Linked DNA regions of Homo sapiens: regions 1 and 3 are each linked to region 2. A link is an interaction called in ENCODE POLR2A ChIA-PET data of the cell type or tissue named here. Cell type or tissue: MCF 10A. All regions are shown on one strand.

Region 1 (5,000 bases), 78 kb before region 2:
AAATAATGTGGATTTTCCATAAACAGTATGTGAAACCACAGCATCTTGAATCTTTGTTGATTTAAAACTTTTGGTTCCAAGTTACAGAAACTCAGTCTAAACTAACTGCAACCAAAAAGAAAAACTTACTGATTTACAGAAACAAAGAATTGCAGAGAGGGGACAGGAGGCTCAATGGACGCTGTGGTAAGGGACACCAACACTGCCAGGGACTTATCTGGCCCTCTTTCTGCCCCTCTATTCACCTCCACTATCTTCTACAGCAGATTAAGTTGTGCCTTCATCAGCAGAGAAGTGAAGCTTTTTTCTTTTTAACGGCCATCTTAATTAATCTCAAGAAAACTTTGTGCAGCCATTCTTGAGTCATGTGTTTACCCCTGTGGCTCGATGAGATTATTATGATTAAGATCTCCCTCTAAAAATATGAGGTTAAAAGGAAAGGAGGATGGATTCTTAGAGGAAGGTCTGTGCTGCCTCCAGGAGAACAGAAGAGCATTAAGGAGAGAACACTCTAGTTGTCCACTATGACTAATAAATGTCCTTGGGGACCAAGCTTTTGGGCTCTGGCCTAATAGGGATATAAAAAAGTAACATGATCAGAAATATCTTTTCTTGGTCTTTTAATTATGTTGCACAATGAAGTGGTGAGCAGGGACACAACTAGGAGGAGAAAGGAAAGAGTCTTGGGATACTGGTGTTCATAAAATCCTACGTGAAATGTACCCCCTATACATCAAACTTAGCCTGTGATTTTGTGTTATACCCATGAGGCAACAGTTGCCATTTGATCAATAACATGGCCCAGGAAAAGACGCTGTGGTCTCTGTCTTATTATGTTATTCATGGACACCAAGCAACTACAGAGATCTTCATCCTATTACTTTTAAAAAATGTAGCTTCCATTAATTCTTATTGGGCATGTATTCAGGCTTTAATCAAAACACGAAGTTCTTATTTTCAAATATTTCAACAGTTATTTTGGTCAAAGAGTCAGCTGTAAATTCCTACATGAAAAGTAAATGAGTGGCTGGGCGTGGTGGCTCACACCTAAACTTTCAGCATTTGGGAGGCTAAAGTGGGTGGATTGCTTGAGCTCAGGAGTTCAGGACCGGCCTGAGCAACATGGCGAAACCTCATCTCTACAAAAAAATAACAAAAATTAGCCACGTATGGTGGCACACTCCTGTGGTCCCAGCTACTCGGGAGGCTGAGGTGGGAAGATCACTTGAGCTGGAGAGGTGGAGGTTGCAGTGAGCCAAGATAGCGCCACTGCACTCCAGTCTGGGTGACAGAGTGAAACCCTGTCTCAAAAAGGAAGAAAAGGCTGGGCGCGGTGGCTCACGCCTGTAATCCCAGCACTTTAGGAGGCCGAGGTGGGCGGATCACGAGGTCAGGAGATCGAGACCACGGTGAAACCCCGTCTCTACTAAAAATACAAAAAATTAGCCAGGCGGGGTGGCGGGCACCTGTAGTCCCAGCTACTCGGGAGGCTGAGGCAGGAGAATGGCGTGAACCCAGGAGGCGGAGCTTGCAGTGAGCTGAGATTGCGCCACTGCACTCCAGCCTGGGCGACAGAGCGAGACTCCGTCTCAAAAAAAAAAAAAAAAAAAAAAGCAAATGAGCAGGCCTTTTCATATCAGAAATTCAGAGGCTCTCTTATATATGCCATAAATAAAATAGTGACAACAGAGAGCCTGTAGAGACACAGCTTGAATGGAAAATTATTGAAGTTTCTCCAAGCTAAAATTTATATTTGCATGCTTTGTGTAGCTACATACTTTAGCTAGACACTTTAGCCTACTTTCTATCCAGCCATCGTGGAAAGTAAACATGTGCCTGTTTAACACCCAGTGTTTCTCAAACATTGATCCATACTTACTATGTCAGAAATACCTGAAGAGTTATTTTGTTTTGTTTTGTTTTGTTTTGTTTTTGTTTTTTTTTTTTGAGATGGAGTTTTGCTCTCGTTGCCCAGGCTGGAGTGCAATGGTGCAATCTCAGCTCACTGCAACCCCCGCCTCCCGGGTTCAAGCAATTCTCCTGCCTTAGCCTCCCGAGTAGCTGGGATTACAAACGCCCACCACCACACCCAGCTGATTTTTGTATTTTTAGTAGAGACGGTGTTTCACCATGTTGGCCAGGCTGCCCTCGAACTCCTGATCTGAGATGATCCACCCAACTCGGCCCTCAAAATGTTGGGATTAGAGGCGTAAGCCACAGCGCCCAGCTGAGTTTTTTAAGTATATTAATTATTGGGTCCAACCTTAACAGATTCTGAGTCAGGTAAGTCTGTGTTGGATCCTTTAACTGTTGTATTTTGTTAATTTTTTTTTTTAATTTCCTAGGTGATTGAGATACACAGCCATGTTAGGAAACCGTGACTTTAAACCCAAATGTTTAATCTTTTTTGCAGATTTCATTAGCAATAATTCACAAAGCATATTCATCTTCTACAGCTCATGAAATAACTCTGTTCTTGAAAATCAGAGTACATGTAGAGGAGAAGGGGTTTTTGTTCTGACAATATAATACTGTCCAATGCTACGTGATTGGTAGATAAGGCCTCCAAATCCCTCATAAATTGTGGGATTTAGATGAGATAATTTTAAAGTTCACTGAAGCCATAAAGTTATTTAACCTATGTAATCTACAGAATTAGATGTGAAATAGAAATGTTGATTATGATTTTCATCAAAAGCATATGGGCTATATAAATTGCTAGGAAAACGTGAAACAAATTAAAAAGCCATAAATAAAAGAGCTTAATCCTTGAATTAAAACAAACAAACAAAAAAGCAACCACATTCATAGCTGAATCTACCTGAAAGGCCAGGATTAGTCATATAATGATTTAACCCCTGCTTTGGTCAGCATTTTTCTATAATTTCCTTGCCAACCCAGAATGAGAATGGTGACAGGTCTGGAAAGTAGTTTTCAGTGTGCTGAGCTTGAACAAAGAACAGTTTCCAGGGTGGGTGGGGTGAACCTTATTTTTCAGTGAGATGTCACTCCTGTCTGATTAGGACGCTGTGAATCACTGTATATTTGGCACACTGCCAACTGAAACGTACCTTTGCTTTTCTCCCTTTGGTCTCTCCCTCACTTATTATCATGGGAAAAGATAAAATTCACAAGCTCTAGATCAAGAGTTTACTTCTCAAAAGAAATATCTCATTTTAGAAGCACATTCTAACATCCCAGAATCACACGTCGATTAGATTGTCTTCAATCTAAACTATTATTTGTGATAAAAGCTCTAAATTACTGTATTCCTTTCTAATTTTATTATCCTTAAACTGTACCTTAACTATGTTCACTTTTTGTACAATTGGAAAATGGTTGTATATTAAGTATTCATCAGTCATTACTGAATTTCAGGGGGCAAAATTACAAATCATTTGTTAAACTTTCAAAATTATCTTTGTCTATAATCTCTCTTGTACCCTGAAAGACCACAGTAATACCATACTTTCTTTCCTCTCCTACTTAATGTTATTATACAGCTATTGAAACCACAATGGAGAATAAAAGAAGAGAAATAGCCATGTGTTTCATTTAAGATGAATAATTTCATCTAAGTAATTTCTACAAGACATTGCTTTGTTGTCTTTAAATTTCATTTACTTGAATGGGAATCAAAGGCATCTCCTTGTGAGTTATTCAGCACAAATCAGATTCCTTATTGGAAATTAAGCTTTGGACCTTGGCAATAGAACTACCTTCAATAAGACAGTAACATTGAAAATGTTTTTTCCCACCCACTGATTCTGCTTTACAGATCTAACATTTCCTCTCCCGATGTCGGAATAGCTCTGATATCACCCCCTCCTCCTTTCCTGTCTTGAGTCTTTGTTCTTCAAGTCCAGTGTCAATGATCATTTTATCAATGATCAGCTTCATTTCAAAGCTTGCAATGAGGTGACAATGCCAGGGCTTCCACGTCAGAGAAATAGGCCACCTTTGTCACCTGGCAAAAAACATTCTATTGGCACCTTCAAACCCATCTTTAGATATCAAGCTAGTAGTTTGGTGAAAATAAAAGTGCACCTTTACTAAATGTACCTCGAATGGCAAGGCCCTTCCAAAACCAAAACATTTAGACCAGGGGAGAGCTAAAATGTCTGACAGTTGTGTAAAGTGCAAGATTTAGGTGTGTGATGAATAATGATGTGAAAGGATGCATGTTGCATTTCTAGCCTGCAAACAATGACCATTTTTTGAAGAGTCAAGCAGCAAGCAGGGTGTCACCACAGCCTCCAGGTCTCTCCCAAGTGTCCTGCTGGTGATGGTTTCTGTGCGCCTGTCTGTAAAATTCTCCACCCTCGTACCCAAGCCCATAGCTCCTCCTTGTTGAGACTTGTCCCATTAGTCTTCTGAGGCTAGAACAAACCCAGGCGAAAGTCTTGATTGCTGGCTGAGATAATCAGGAATAAGTTGATTCTATTTAGCAACTTCTCAGCTGTGCGGTGGAGGTGGTTTCAACATTATAATCGAGGAAGTCCATAATGCCTTCCTAGAGATTGGTATCCAAATCAAAAACCTTCATGTTTACCTTGGTGCTACTAGCTTTGTCTTGAAAGTTTAAACCCTGCCAACTTAAGGAAATCTCTTATCATGTAAGTTTGACAGCTCTGTTTACTTTAGCCCTGACCTATAGTTTAATAGTGAAAAGTTTGGAGGAAACAAACCTCATAGGAGAATGCTTGACATTATTAAAATGCAAAGTACACAAAAGAGAAGCTACTGTGAAAGCTGTCTCCATTTGTGACTCACTCCTTGAAGAAATTTCTGGCCTTTATGCCATGTGTGCTCTGTGTGTTAGAAGTAAGCATCCTGTTAAAGGAGTACACAATAGATCCCTTCTTTTTTTTTAAGCTGAAGATGAAAATTTAAAAGAAAATGAAGTCTTTGTATCACTTCAACTTCAGTGAGTTTTGTTGTTGTTTTTTATTTTAAATTTGCAGAGTCGCTCTAGCTTATAAATATCATGGTAATTAATT
Region 2 (5,000 bases):
TTTTTATTGAGCACCTATGCTGGTGGCCTAGAACATAAATATCGGCGATATGTATCACCTTCCTTCAAAAAGCTAATATACTAATTGAAGGCTTGAAACAAATCATAAAATACTTTTAGTTGAGTAATAGCTTTAATAAGGTATAATATGCATGGGAAAAAAAGAAAACCAAGAATAAATTATCCTTAGGAAACCGTTTTATTTAAACAGCAAAAGGCGGATTCATGAAGATGTCTGCAATAACAAAACATAATAAAGGGATACAAAACTCCCCAAACCTAAAATATATTGACTTGATAAGATAGTTTAAAGCATTCAGATAAGACAGGGTAGAATATGACAATACTTTTATAATTGCAGAACCATAGTAAATAAAAAGATAATAAAATGGCATTTAATGTTATGTTTTTTGTCCAGTAAATGGTAAACTTTATTTATTTGATGGTTCTTGGAAAGTTGAAGAAAAATCTCTTTGAATTATAAAATTATAGAGATTATACCTGAATAAAATTGAAAACTCTGCTATGTTAAGTTGTGGAATGTTAAGGCAAATTAGTATTACATTTGCACCATATATTCCAAGAAATTCAAAATTGCTCTAAATTATAAACACAGTATTTCTTTCAAATAAGTGGGTATTGTTTGGTGGCTATCTCAATATTTTTCATGCAAGAAAAATGAAGCCGAGATTATTTAAATGACGTGTCACTTGTTTGATACAACAGGAGAGGCTCTTTAACTCAACTTAACAATGATTTCCAATGGGTTCAGCAGCATCTAATCAGAAACTTTCAAAGCAACCTTTTCTTTATCTGCCAGACTTTGAATATGGAACACAGTGTGTTTTTTTTCACCAGGTATTATATTATAGCACTATAAAGTCATTCTGGATGTCTAACTATGACACTTCTTTGTACAAAGTTCACAGATATAAAATTTTGAAAAAATTTTGAGCCAGTAAAATTTCTTCCAGAAGGCAAAATTCCATGAGGTTTTGTTTTTAATATCTGCATACACACAGTTTTCATCATCAAAGCAAGTTAATAGTATTGCAAGAAAAATAACTCTCAGGATTATACTATAATCACATAGACTTTTCAGCATTGACCCCTGCTGTTATTAGGTGGAATACTACTTTAAGTATGGCTGCAAACACTTGTACCTAATTGCACTTGTGAAGTAAATAACAATGCTTGGATTGTGCCCTTTCCTGCTCCAAAGCTGTTTGCAGTTGTACCAACAAGTTGATAGGTACGATTTGACCTCTGGCTCACAAGTTTGAAAACAAATGGCCCGTGCACATTTCAGACAATTATTTCTTTAGAACAATTTATGTTGGTCCCAGCTTTTACGTAAGTATTCTATAAAAGAAAGGTGTTACGTAGTATAATGTTTCTACAGAAATCTTTAACTCTTTAAAAGTTGGAAAGAAAAGTTATGTCTTCAAATAAGTTATTTTTAATTTTTCAAAGAAAATGCTTCGTGATTATTTATTTGACTTTGCACAGTCTAAATTGAAAACTGAAACAAGTCTTTTTACTTAGAAAAAAAGAATTATCAATTCTTTGAATAGATCTAATAATACTGAATAGACCTAATGTTTTAGAACTATATCTATCTGTGCTTTCACAGAGCCAAGTTTGTGAGATAGACACAACACTAATTAATATTTCTCTTATTCTTTTAAAATGGGAAAAGTAATAAAGATATTAGCCAATTATGTTTCTTATTGCTCTCCTTATGTTCTCAGACATTTAGCTGTCCCTAATTTAGCCTTCTCTCCTGCCTGCTTGCTTACAAACTCCCAAGTTCATATTTTAAGCAATTTCAATCAGGACAGATTAATAAATCCCAGCCTATTCATGGGAATTAACTAATTCAGAATGAATCTTTCCTAATTGTTTTGTGTTCACATGGGTGTTTGCTTTGGCCCCTCTCCAAGCCTCCAGCCAAGGGAGAACATTGTCTCACCACACCCAACTAAAAACAGAGTCAAGGAATGATTCCTTTGGTGAAAGCGTCACTGAATAAGCAGTTTTAGCTTGGTGCGTGTGTGTGTGTTTTTTAAAAGGAGATCTGTTTGTAGATTGTCAACAAAGCAGTTTCCACATAGAAGAATACCAATTCCTATTGTTGCTTTTTTTCCTAGCAATAACATTCTGAAATTTGCAATCTTTAGCACCAAGTTTTTAAAATCCTAAATGACATGTTGTTTTTTCCTGTATGAAAGTTTTCTTAAAAAGCAAATTGTAATTATTTTCTCAATCGTTTTCTTTTTGTTTTTCACCTCTACCCTTCCAAAATAACATAATTTCTGATAGTGTCATCTTTTAAATTTTAAAAGCGCATTCCTGAGTTAGCTCTTTCTTTTCAGAAGGCAAACATTGGTGCTCCAGTATAAAAACTAAAAGGTGCTGACACTATTATGGCACAGAACTTTTTACATAGTTTCTTGCCCTTCTGCATATGAAAGTCCAGAATTAGTTATTACATGGTTGGATCTGGGGACTGTGTCTGAGCCCACCAGAGAAGCCTGGTCCAAGCTTCCCATATCAGGGATCTCTTAATTTTTGAAGAATAATGCAGATTGGGTGCTTATAAAAAAAAAAAAAAAAAGAGAAATATGCCCATGAGCTGAATTGATATTCTAGAGAAAAATGGAGAGGCTTTCATAGAGAAATGAGGAAGTGCTAGTGAGGTTTTAGAGCCTCTGGTTCCTCTCCAAATCTACATCCAGGAAGTATCACCACCACTTTCCAAGGTGATGAATCAGACAATCCACTCCTCTCAGGAGCGGTTTCTGCAGTGGTGGCTGGCAAAGCACTTAGCTTGAGGGTTCATAAACACTTTTTGAAAATGGTAGTGATGACAGGCTCGGTGGTCTTTTGCCATAAGGCTTATGGGAGAAGGATTTTAGTCGTAGGGTTTTAAATAAATGCCACTGATAAGAGCTCAATGAGATAAAAAATATGTGTAGATGTAAGAACACAAACAGAAATTTGAAAACATCTTTGTCTTCCACAAGGTCATAAGAATCATAAGAATTTACTTTTGACCCAGAAAGTGAATGACTGACTTCCTTTCATGGTATGTTAATGCTGACCTAAGATAAAATATATAAACATCAAATAAGTATGTCATGTGTATGCTTTCAGAGTGTGGAGGAGGTGTCTGATCCTGCAACATAAATGTTCTGGTGGTATTTACCAAGTAACCTCTCATTTGGAAAAATAAAAACTTATCTGTCTCTTATTTTCTAAAAATTCTCCCCATTTTATAATGTTCTCCAGTTAAGAAAACTAGGTCTCTTTAACTCCTTTAGGGGACACCAAAAGCCAAATCAAACTAGGTAAGTTTCTGCTTTATTTTTCACAGCACAAATTTAAATATTGCCAAGTCTCATAAACCACGCCCTGTTTGTGAATGAATCTCAGGGAACATTTCAAAAACAACAGAGCAGACCTTTTGATTTTCCTTATCCACATTCTTTATTCTTCTCTTATTTCATATCCCTTTTTTGTACTTTCTTGATTAAAAAGAGAAACATAAACATTCTGTTCTAACACCTCCAATCCAATCTATATAAATGATGCTACCTGACTGCACTTCGCAATACTTAGTAAACTGTGCTCCCACGTTGCTCTGTATTTGTTTTTTATGTTTTTATATTTATTTTTTATATTGCTGTATTTATTTTTTATATTGCTTTTCACTATTCGGGAAACAATCCACAAGCATTTACTAAGCACATTCCACCTATTTAGTCTCTAGTATTAATTTCCTCCTTCTTGGAAAACTTAAGTTACACTGTGAAGGGCTCTGTGAAAGATGAGAAGGTTCTAACCCCTTTCTCCTGGAAGCTAACGTGTGCATGCGTGCACGTGTGTATAAAAGAGCAGGGTGAGTACATGAGGGATATATGTATAAACAATCAACTGCACTTCAAGTCAGAATGAGGAAAGTGATCACAGTATTTTAGATGTGTCTCTTCTGATTGTAAGACACATACCCACAAGGTCTGTGAAGCAGGCAGCTTGAGAGGAAGAAGATGGGCAGAGAATGAGGAGGAGGAGGCATTCTCTCCTGAGGCAGGGGAGTGATGGGCAAGTGCCCTGCGTGAGGGAGCTGAGCTGCCTGCGTAGGTGATTTAGTGCATGCCTATTTGCCTTAATCTCTAGGACATCGAATGTGTCCATGAGATGGCCTCTGATATGGCTTGGATGTTTGCCCTTGCCGAATCTCATGTTCAGTTGTAATCCTCAATGTTGAAGGTGGGGCCTGGTGGGAGGTAACTGGATCACGGGGCTGGTTTCTCATGGTTTAACACCATCCCCTTTTGGTGCTGCCATCGAGATAGTGAGTTCTCATGAGATCTAATTGTTTAAAAGCGTGTGGCACCTCCTCCCTCTCTCTCTTGCTTGTACTCCTTCCATGTGATGGGTGTGCTCCCCCTTTGCCTTCTGTCATGGTTGTAAGTTTCCTGAGGCCTCCCCAGAAGCTGAGCAGATGCCAGCATTATGCTTGCTGTACAGCCTGTGGAACCATGAGCCAATTAAACCTCTTTATTTTCATATATAAATTACCCAGTCTCAGGTATTTCTTTATAGCGATGCAAGAAGGAGCTAATACAACCTTGATGACCACACAGGATGCTCAAGTTAATACATTGTAATATACACATCGTCCTGAATGAGTGGGTTTTCTTTCATCTCTGTCAGAATGTAGCGTCTCATTCAAACACTATTTTCTTTGTAGTCAAAAGTGTCCCATTGAGTTTAGACCTTAGGGAGATAATGTTTTGAACCTGGTTTGAGCCTTAAATTTCATGTGCTTTTAGGTCTTCAGTTTTTTAAACAAAAAACCTTAAAGCTAAAAATACTCAACAATAAATTCAGAAAACGTAAGATGATTTCCTAGGATTCTTTTTTGGGAGGCTGAGGGGGACGTGAAAGAGAGTTCCTTGAACTTCCTTTGTGGACTTACAACATCACTTTCTCCTG
Region 3 (5,000 bases), 140 kb after region 2:
AATACACAAAGACTTAAAGCTGCTTCCAAAGAAAAGACTTACCTCTAATAGATGCCCTCCTCCATACTATCTGTGGAAATAAGAGCTGAACAATGTAATTTTCTCTCAACATTGTTAGTAAGGAGGAACTCTTCCACCATTCCAAGGTGATCAGTATCATTCAGATGCAACTCAAGCTTCCAAAATTGACATACTTTTTAAATGTCATCTCAAACGAAATAGCATAAACCAATATTCTCTTTACTGCTTAAGACTCAGGGTATTAATTTGTCTAAGAAGTAAAAATGATATCGTGTTTATGTTAAGGTTTGAAAATGAACCCAAAAGCTCAAGAAATTATATTTTATAAATAAATATAACATATAGTCTGAATCATATTTCCTGCCCTGTGAAATTACTTGAGGGGGTAGCATCATTACATGAATAAATGGGTTATCTTGGGAAAGTCTTACAGGTGAAGAGAAAGGAAAACATTAAGAACATAGAGTTAATAAACTTGTTCAAGAAAAAAATTATTTTCTAAAAAAATTCTTCTTTTGAACTAGTTATTTCTGATCATGGTGTATTAATTACTAAATGTAATAATTTTTTATGTATTTATTTAAAAAATATATATGATAAAACAATGTTTTATTTTCTCTTTGGTGAATGTAGTATTTCATATGTAAACAGACAAATTCAGAAAATCTTTTCCCATTTTATTGATAATCATCTTTATTATTATGTGCACAGTACAGGGGCATGAATTCACTTGTAAATTAAAATTTAGAATAATTCATTTGTTTTTAATGATAAAATTTATCAACAGAATTATTATTTTATTAGTAAATGCTCATATAAAATAACAAATAAATTTAATAAACTCCATAAATTATTGTAGACACTGCAATTAAAAAATTAAGTATCACCATGGAATACTATGCAGCCATAAAAAAGAATGACATCATGTCTTTTGCAGGAACATGGATGGAGATGAAAGCTATTATCCTTAGCAAACTCATGCAGGAACAGAAAACCAAATACCACTTGTTCTCACTTATAAATGGAAGCTAAATGATGACAGCACATGGATACATAGGGGGAACAACAGACAATGGGACCTCTTGGAGGGTGCAGAGTGGGAGAAGGGAGAGGATCAGGAAAAATAACTAATAGGTACTAGGCTTAATACTTGGGTGACAAAATAATCTGTACAACAAATCCCCATGACACAAGTTTACCCATATAACAAACATATACATGTACCCCTGAACTTAAAATAAAAGTTTAAAAGAAAATTATCTCTTCCCACTGGATTCAATCTTGGGGCATGAGATTTAAGATATGAATTTAAAATAAAGTAGTACCAAGCATTTAACTAACAAATTAAAATTTTAGAAAGGTGAAAACAGTACTTGTGAAAAGGGTAAGAAAATTTTCCTGTACAATTTTTTTTCACCAATTCTCTATTCAACAAAATTATTACTATTGTTTCTGTGCCAGAGGTACCAATTTATGTAGAATAAGGAAAGAATAATTATTTTCAATCAGGGGAATTGAGGAAGGATCCTTGAAGATGATGTAGAATTTTGTCTGACGGAAATTACAAAGATATAAAAGCTAAAACACAGGCTATACCCAAAGACTATTAAGTAGCCAAATTAAACATACTTAAAAATGTCTGAAACAAAATAAGAATTTTAAAATTATCTTATAGTCAGCCATTTTAAGATGATGGTTACTGCATTAATTACTCAAAATATACTATCCTATTGAAATATCAAAATAACACTATGAGGTATGATTTATACCCATGTCATAGATGAAGACACAAAAGCTAAGCTAAGAGAAATGCTCTTTTATTTTTCGAGATGGAGTCTCGCTCTGTGTCCCAGGCTGGAGTGCAGTGGCGCGATCTCGGCTCACTGCAACCTCCACCTCCGGGGTTCGAGCGATTCTTCTGTCTCAGCCTCACGAGCAGTTGGGATTACAGGTGCGTGCCACCACACACGGCTAATTTTCGTATTTTTAGTAGAGAAAGGGTTTCTACTAAACCAGGCTGGTCTGAAAGTCCAGATCTCAAGTGATCCGCCAGCCTCGGCCTCTCAAAGTGCTGGGATTACAGGCGTAAATCACCACACACGGCCAGAAATCATTTTTGTTAGAGCTTAAGTGGGTAGCAAAATTAAAATTCAAACCCAGGACTCACTCCAAAACTCTTACTGCTATTCACCAAATTATTTTATTTAATTCTGGAAGGATATGTGAGAGGCAGCCTGTAGAAGGATCTTGAATCCAATTAGGAGGTTGGATTTAACTTGGTAGGAAATGGAGAACCAGTGAAATTTTTTTGTGCCGGCCAATGGGCAGGCCCAATTTTATGAGGTGGCACTGGGACGGCCCTCAGGAATCCTCATGATAGTCTGTCTGTGTTCTGTTGAGACACCAGGTGGCTCGTTCACTGAGGTGGAGAGCCTAGTGTTTGTCTCTGTGGAAGTCACGATCTTCTGATAAGTCACCATTCCAAGCCTAGGAAATCCTTTAGGTCACCACTGAGGTGAGCAGGTCCGTGATGTTTCTAAAGCGACTCCAATTAATCATCCTACTTGTTAGTCAAAGTATTTGCACATTGAATGCCCTTCCCGTTTTGATCACTTTAAGTGAGGTGTTTGGACTAATTGTAGTTCCTAGAACAGGGCCTGCTTTCTCATACCTCTGTCACGCTGCTCCACCCTAGTTTCTTAATCTGGAGCCCTCTCCACTCCCCTCATCTGTTTAGCTTTTCCTTACTTACTCACCTCAAGCATTGCCACTTCTCAGAAACATTTCTTGTTATCTCTTCCACCACCCCAGCCTGCTGGGGTACTGCTAATAGTCTCTCTTCTATTAGGTTGATATATGATTAGGTATGCTGATGATTCTGACTATTGTTATAGCTAGCTCTCCTTTATTCCCTTCAGAAATTACCACACTACTTCCCTGTGCCTGCTAGCCTGTGAGCCCCTTAAGAATACAGACAATGCATTTCTCTTTCCTGTATCTGTGGTGTTGGAATGTCTAGTATATAGCATGCATTCATTTAATTGTAGAAGTGAAAAATATAGTCAAGTTCTCTCAAGCACCTAAAAGTAAGTGTCTACAGTTCAACAGTGTCGCCTCTAGATAGCAGCCTTCTGAATGATCTCCAAAAAGCTTGTGTCAATGTCACCCTTAAGGAGAAGATGCAAGCATATTAACTAACAGGACAATCACATTTCCGGAGAAATCGATCTTTTGCACAAAGAGTACTAAAATAAAGTCACGGAAAATAACTTCGCGTGCTTTTTGAAAGAAATTGTGGTATAGATGGATAAACTAAATTCTAAAAATGCTACAGAGAAAGTGAAGCTGGGAAATGTAGTTCCACAAAGGCCTTAAAAGTGTGTGATGGTAGAGCAAAATTGACGATTGGTAATTGTCAACCCAGCACAGATACCCAACACAGACAGTTTTTAAAGCAGTGACAGCAGATTTGCTTTTCCTACAGTTAGCCAAACAGACACATTTGAATGTGAATTTAGTGTCAAGAGTTTGTCACTGAATTTTTTCTAGTATACTTTTCTGTAGCTTGATTTTCTCACATTACCATGAACATCATGCTGTGTCGGCACATATTTATCAACCTCATTCATTCGAAAATCTGCATAATATTCATAAATTTGCACCACACTTTTTTAACCATTCTCTTATTACCAGAAAATTAGGTTGATTTCAGTTTTTGCTATTACAAATAATGCTACAATGAATATTTACATATCTAATATAGGCATGATACAGATGTACATATAAGAACAAACACATGGAAGTTGAAATATTTGTATAGGATAGACTCTTTAAAGAGGGAAGCCGTATCAAAGCATATGGACAAATAATTTTTATTGCATTTTCCCAAATTTTTCTGTCAACAAGAATGTCCATTTACACTTCTGCCAGCTGTTCTTGACAGGGCTTGCTTAGCCATAGACCTAATAATAATTGATGTTATCAGCTTTTTAATGTTTAATAATCTAATAAAAATTATAATTATTTGATATTACTCATCATTATACAGAATTTGGCATTCAGTAAATATTAGTTGACAATAAAAGAATAAATTAATCAATCAATATTTTAAATTACCATATATACTTAAATACATTTCTAGTCTCTCTTCTATTAGATTGATATATTATTGGGTATGCTGATAATTCTGACCATTGTTACAGCTGTAGTATACTGTTTTCAGTGTGTTTACTATCTGACAGGTACAATCCCCACCCATTGGCTCTTTTTTTATTATTATTATCTTGGCACTTCTAATACATTCAAGTTAAAAAAATTTTGAAGGATATGTTTAGAATTAATTAAAATTAAATTGAATTATACATTAATAACTTTGATATCTTCAAAACTCCAGCATTAATTTGTAACTTTGCCTGTTCCATTATGACATTTACACAGGATAAATGATTTAGAAGAATGTTAAAACTTCTGGAAATTTGCTGATCATTGACAGAGGCCGTTGATAATAAGATTGCTTTCATTATAGCCTTTAGTTGATTAATAGTTTTTCTTTTCTTTTGAAGTTATTTCTTATGTATAAATTCGGTAACAAAAAAAATTATATGACAGGCAGCAAAATAGAGCTCTCAATATTAAGAACCAGATGAAAGTTATTTATTTTAATCATATTTTCCAAAGCAACATAAAAGCCAAATAAATGAATCCTAAACTTTAAACTTACATGTCACATGGAAAAATCCCACTTGCAGAAAGCCAACTTAATATCAGTAAATATGAAATAATTTTCAACTTTATCATAAATTTTGAAATATGTGAATGATTGCTGCAATATTTTAAACATAGACTAAATATCAAATACAGATCATGAAAATTAATTTGCAAAGACAATTTCTTTAAATTCTATTTTAGCTTACTTGAAATAACAGTAGGCTGAAGAAACCCAGTTGATAATGAGAAGGAATTACTGGCAGCAATTTTGC

The links. Peaks named below come from ENCODE experiments on the same cell type or tissue, not always from the same donor. Only the 100,000 strongest peaks of a DNase experiment are listed, where the experiment ranks them.
Region 1: POLR2A ChIA-PET joins it to region 2 with 11 read pairs; 4 of 35 experiments call an interaction of 5 or more read pairs at or near these places.
Region 3: POLR2A ChIA-PET joins it to region 2 with 29 read pairs; 2 of 35 experiments call an interaction of 5 or more read pairs at or near these places.

What each region holds. Positions count from the first base shown.
Region 1 is chr18:31,194,906-31,199,905 of GRCh38, forward strand. No RefSeq gene overlaps it. Among named protein-coding and RNA genes, the nearest start is that of DSC1, 35 kb to the left of the region's middle. In MCF 10A, no CTCF peak of the experiment used is centred here; a DNase peak (open chromatin) is centred at 3,026.
Region 2 is chr18:31,273,168-31,278,167 of GRCh38, forward strand. No RefSeq gene overlaps it. Among named protein-coding and RNA genes, the nearest start is that of DSG1, 42 kb to the right of the region's middle. In MCF 10A, no CTCF peak of the experiment used is centred here; DNase peaks (open chromatin) are centred at 1,964 and 2,764.
Region 3 is chr18:31,417,100-31,422,099 of GRCh38, forward strand. All of the region lies in intron 1 of DSG1-AS1 (DSG1 antisense RNA 1), which reads right to left. Among named protein-coding and RNA genes, the nearest start is that of DSG1-AS1, 7.4 kb to the right of the region's middle. In MCF 10A, a CTCF peak has its summit at 2,590; no DNase peak of the experiment used is centred here.